2 separate regions of the Homo sapiens genome follow, and region 1 is linked to region 2. A link is an interaction called in ENCODE POLR2A ChIA-PET data of the cell type or tissue named here. Cell type or tissue: B cell. All regions are shown on one strand. Each heading gives the region's core, and the rest is flanking DNA. Links, peaks and the distances in the headings are about the cores only.

Region 1 (2,917 bases), core at 300-2,799, 250 kb after region 2:
AGCTGCTCTTCTCAGTGTCGGATTCCAGTGTGAAGAGGTTTGGGGTTTGTCCAGTGGGTTCCCATCTGGCTACAAGGCCAGAAGGAGAATCGAGGAGGGAGATTGGATACTAAATATCCTGGGACTCTCCTGGAAAAAAATCCATTCTTGCTTACCACACTCCTGACCATAAATGATTACAGAGACTGCTTTGGGACAGCTCCTGGCAGGCTTGCAAATTGTTATTTTTGTTTTTAATTTAATTTATTTATTTAGAGACAGAGTCTTGCTCTGTCGCCCAGGCTGGAATGCAGTGGCGTGATCACAGCTCACTGCAACTTTCAACTTCTGGGCAAAAGCAATCCTCCCTCCCCAGCCTCCCATAAATTGTAAATAAATTGTTTATATGTGGGTTTTTTAGGAATGGCTTGAATATCTAATTGTAATGAGTTTAATATACTCTGGGGTTGCACTTACTGCCTGAAGTTTGCATTAACAGAAATAATTTAAATATTTGAAGCCTTTGAAGTATATTGGCTGAAAACTTGTGTGTTTGAAACAAAGTAACAGTCCCTCTGTAACAGTCTGCTCCACCCCCACCTCATCTAACCCTGGCTGACTCGACATCTGTGAAAACCCCAAGGCCACCTTCAAAGAAGCCACATTACCCCTCCCAGAATGGAGTCATCATCTCAAGCAGATTTGTAAAGGCTGATAAGAAGGACCTGTCCCTCTGGAGAAATGCCCTTCTGATGAAGTCTCTAACTCAAACAAAGGCCAACTTCTCATTTTTTGAAGCTTAATGACTCTCAGATACTTTGCTGCTATTGGAGAAACAGTAGGATTACTCTGCCTTCTCCAGCATACCTCTCCCTCCCTTTAGACACACACATACATCAAACACCCTACCTGGAGTTAGTGTGTAGACCTTGGGCAACAAGTGCACTATTGTCTGCTGCACGTGGCTGTGCTACAACCAGTGTGTAATTTACCCAAAACGCTAGTATTCTCAGAAAAGCAAAACAAGCATGGGTGGAAAGGGACAGCTCAGCTTAGGGGACAAGTCCTGGACTCCCTATTTTTACAATAGTGCTCTCTCTCCTCACTGTAATGGACTCAAGAGACCCTGTGATCCCCCCAGCAGAAGCTGGGGCAGCAGCAAGATTTAGATTTGGACTTGGATTTGGGAGCAAACTTCAGACACTGCAACAGACAAGTTCAAGGAGCAGCAGGCTTAGTATTCACCTATCCTCCCCCGACCTCAGGTGGTGGAGACAACACCAAGTGAGACAGGCTGTGTCACCCAGTCTCTGTCTCTGTCACACACACACACACACACACACACACACACACACACAGCATCACCTTCCTCACTTGCAAAAGCCTCAGCTGTTGGTGTTTTTATTCCACAAACCCTGAAAGGAAGCCTGCTGACAGCCCATTTCCGGACCCAGGATCAGCCACCCACAGCCCTAAGGAGAAGCAGGCCAGGCAGTGGGGACCAAATCAGCAATGAGCAGCACAGTCGCTGAGGAAGCCACAACAGCTGTGAAGGCGGATGGTTCCAGACCTTCACTGATAGAGAGACCAGCTCACAGTGAAGACCCGTATCATCGACCTGGGCAAATAGTGCAATCTTCAAAACAAAAATACTTTACTCAATTATTTTGCAATGGACTTAGCTACAAGCTCTATTGGTTTCTTTGCTCGCCACTGTTTTTCATGTCCTATGTCTTCCTCTTTTCCCACTTCTCCTCCTCCTTCACCTTCTTTGGGGACGTCTTTGAGTATCTGTTTCAGAAAGTATTCCTGGGTGGTAAACTTCGAATCTTTGCAAGTCCAAATACATATTGATTTTGCCCTCATAATTTTTTTTTTTTTTTTTTGGAGACAGGGTCTTGTTCTGTCGCTCAAGCTGGAGTGCAGTGGCCCAATCTTGGCTCACTGCAACCCCCGTCTCCTGGGTTCAAGCGATTCTTGTGCCTCAGCCTCCCAAGTAGCTGGGATTACAGGCATGCGCCATCACATCCAGCTGATTTTTGTATTTTTAATAGAGCCAGGATTTCGCTATGTTGCCCAGGCTGGTCTCAAACTCCTGGCCTCAAGTGATCTGCCTGCCTCGGCCTCCCAAAGTGCTGGGATTACAGGCATGAGCCACCGCACCGAACCCCATAATTTAATTATACATTAACAGAATATAGAATTCTGGATTCAAAATAATTAAGTGATAGGTTAATGTGGTCTAGAATTCCAGATTCAGATGGAGTGCTGCAGATGGAGGGTCCCATGCTACTGTGGTTATCAACCCCTTATAGGTGACATGTCATTCTCCTATCATATCTACCAAGCTTTGGGGGATTTTCTCTTTATCCTGGGAATTCAGAAATTTCATGAGGATATAATGTTTCATTATTCTTGCCTAGCACTCAATGGACCCTTTCAATTTGTAGAATTAAGGCTTTCTACAGGAAAGACATTTTTTCTATTAATTATTTGATTCTTTCATTCCCTCAATTATTTCTATTTATCCCTTCTGGAATGCATGGGAATTTTTTTTTAATAGAGTCTCACTTTGTTGCCCAGGCTGCCTTCAACCTCCTAACTTCAAGCTATCCTCTCTCCTTGGCCTTCCAAATGCTGGGATTACACATGTGAGCCACCATGCCTGGCTGGGAATTTTTTAACACTTGCCTCTAGCCTCCATGGCTGTTAGTATTTTTCTTTGACTCTTTACTTTCTTTGCCTTCATTTACTGAATGTGGGAGATTGCCATAACTCAATTTAGTGAACTTTGTGTTCATGAATTTGATCCTTATCCATGCCGTTCTGCTCTTCATTTCATCTGCTGAAATATTTTTATATCAGCAATCATGCTTTTAATTTCTAAGAACTCTGCTTCTTTGTATAGAATGGCTTTTTTTTTTCTGTAGTTGTAATG
Region 2 (2,917 bases), core at 162-2,661:
TATCTTTAATGTGTTTCGGCTTGCGTAATACACCGTCTCACAAAGGGACAGAAATTAATAGGTGCATATTTTACTAAAACACATACACTTATCGGACTATACACATGACTTTTTACTTAAATGATTTTAGCAAGAAGCCTTTCATATACTGAAATTATAACTTGCATTTTCGAACACTCATAATAGTTTCAGTGTTCTATAATATTTTCTTATATTCTAATTGCCTTAAGCTTCTCAACCCCAATACTGTTCACATTTTAGGCTTTGTTGTGGGAGCTGTCTTGTAGGATGTTTAGCAGCATGCCTGGTCTCTACCATGAGATGCCAGTAGTACCCCCTTCTCAGTAGTAAAAGCAAAAATATCTTCAGATGTTGCCGGATGTCCCCTGTGGGGCAGAATTGCCCCCAGTTGAGAAGCACTGACCTAGAATGAGTATTTAAGGTCCAAATACAACTTTTCTTTATACGGTAGATTTAGTTCTTAAAGACTTGGAGGAAATGAAAAATAAGGTCATGTAAAAATGATATGAGATGTTTGCTAAAGATTGGGCAATAATTTAAATTTTTTATTAGCTTAAAATGCAAATTAGAAAATGAACATAAATGTTGCACTCCTATGAGTTAATCAAGACCATTACAGATCTATCAGCTGGTCAGAGATGATGTTCATTCTTCATATTTGCTATCTTAAATTATTTACTATCATATGTTTTTCAGTGTACAGATCTCTGTTCAATATAATCACGTTCCATTCCTGTGTGGAAATCTGATACTCACAGAGAAAATAGTCTCATTTCCTATGGTTGGAGAGTAGAGAAGCCAGCACGAGAACTGAGGTCCTTTAGCCTCTGCTCCTGAGCCTTTTCCACTAGGACAGATTGTCCTTATTCCAAATTAGAAGTTCCAACAGGGGGTAACTTTTTCAAAGTATATTCTGCCTCTGGTACATAGTAGGTATATACTGGGCTAAAAAATGTATAAATTAGCTTTCGAGAATTAGGCCCTTTTGAAATTTTGTATTCTCCTCAGAAAGGTGGTTGAGATTCATTTTATTAGATCCATATGTTTAAAATAATGTATTTTATTAAGAATGTAATAACAATTCACAAAATATATTTTATATTAATGGGCATTCTACTAAAAACAAATTTTCTTTTCTCCCCCTCTCTGCCTTTTTTTTAAATTGTAGTAATTCCAGATACGCTTACTGACATGGTGAATCAAATGACAGAAAAAGTAGGCTTGGTTCACGGGCTGCCTTACGTAGCAGACAGACAGGGCTTTGCTGCCACCTTAGAGCAGGTGAGTATGGTGGTTATAAATCATGTTCATAGTATCAGACCCCTCATTTCCCAGAAGCTTGAGACTATGGGAGCTGGAATTAGGTATCTCAAGTTAACTGTATTAAGTCCATTTGGGAACCTGCTGTGTTCTAGAAGCCCTGAGTTGAGAGCAGCTGTTTTCATTAGTGAGGAAATTCTTGGGACCCTGACTGTACCCTGGCAGTGAACAGCTGTGCGCAGGAAATGCCTGCGGTCTTATTGCCAGCTGAACACAGTCTAACCTCTTGCCTTGTAGTATTCACTTCCTGTTCTAGAGTTCAGTTCTTTATATTGTTCTTTCAAACATTCGATCTGAAAAGAACCGCTGGCCCCCTCCCCCCAGCCTTTTTTTTTTTTTTTTTTTTTTTTTTTTTGCGACAGAGCCTTGCTCTGTTGCCCAGGCTGGAGTGCAGTGGCACGATCTCGGCTCACTGCAACCTCCACTTCCCAGGTTCAAACGATTCTTCTGCCTCAGCCTCCCAAGTAGCTGGGATTTCAGGTGTGCTACCACACCTGGCTAACTTTTGTATTTTTAGTAGAAATGGGGTTTCACCGTGTTGGCCAGGCCGGCCTCAAACTCCTGACCTCAAGTGATCTGCCTGCCTCAGCCTCCCAAAGTGCTGGGATTACGGGCATGAGCCACTGCGCCCAGCCCTCAAAAGAACCTTTTTAAAATACCACAAAGTATTTCAAATATACACAAAAGAAAATGTATTCATACAAGTCCTTATAAAACCTATTTGATGTCCTTTTAAAACATATTTCTAATAATTACCTGAGAAACTTATGTTTTCATTTTATTTTTTCTCCAACTTAGAAATAGTAACATCCATAGGAAACTATAAATAATGGAAAAGTATAAGATGCAAAAAAACAAAAACCAACAACCTAGAACCCTAACAATTACAGGAAGTTTATGGGGTTTTTTTGTTTTTTTTGTTTTGTTTTTTTTTTAGATGGAGTCTCGCTCTGTCGCCCAGGCTGGAGTGCAGTGGCGCGATCTCGGCTCACTGCAAGCTCCGCCTCCCGGGTTCACGCCATTCTCCTGCCTCAGCCTCCTGAGTAGCTGGGACTACAGGTGCCCGCCACCATGCCTGGCTAATTTTTTGTATTTTTGATAGAGACAGGTTTTCACCGTGTTAGCCAGGATGGTCTCGATCTCCTGACCTCGTGATCCACCCTCCTCTGCCTCCCAAAGTGCTGGGATTACAGGCGTGAGCCACCACGCCCGGCAGGAAGTTTCTGGTTTTAAAAATAAACATTGTATCATTTGGACACTTTGGAGTCTTTATTTCCCCCACCACCCCCTTCTGGGCCCTTTAGAAAACATTGTTGAGATAGTATTCTAAAAATAATCTGTATCTTATTTTTGTGACTTTGTAAGCTTTTCCCATATCATTAATAGCTTTTCATAAAAGTAATTTTTATTGGCTGTATCATAGGCCATCGTATGTGTGTCCTATGCTTGAGTTAATCATTCCTGTACTGTTAAACATTTGGGAGGAAAAATTTGTTGTAATGTTATAAGGACAGATATGTGATTTCAGTCTTTAAATATGTCAACTTGCTCTTAAGCATATCTGCATTTATATTCT

The links. ChIA-PET counts read pairs that join two places held together with the same protein. Peaks named below come from ENCODE experiments on the same cell type or tissue, not always from the same donor. Only the 100,000 strongest peaks of a DNase experiment are listed, where the experiment ranks them.
Region 1: POLR2A ChIA-PET joins it to region 2 with 15 read pairs; 2 of 35 experiments call an interaction of 5 or more read pairs at or near these places.

What each region holds. Positions count from the first base shown.
Region 1 is chr9:112,179,858-112,182,774 of GRCh38, forward strand. No RefSeq gene overlaps it. Among named protein-coding and RNA genes, the nearest start is that of SUSD1, 6.0 kb to the left of the region's middle. RefSeq lists an enhancer at 1,192-1,341. In B cell, for the core only: no CTCF peak of the experiment used is centred there; a DNase peak (open chromatin) is centred at 1,354.
Region 2 is chr9:111,925,195-111,928,111 of GRCh38, forward strand. UGCG (UDP-glucose ceramide glucosyltransferase) reads left to right here. Exons shown (of 9, transcript NM_003358.3): 5 at 1,190-1,302. Among named protein-coding and RNA genes, the nearest start is that of MIR4668, 5.4 kb to the right of the region's middle. RefSeq lists a silencer at 1,444-1,603. In B cell, for the core only: no CTCF peak of the experiment used is centred there; a DNase peak (open chromatin) is centred at 1,547; H3K27ac peaks cover 1,940 bases.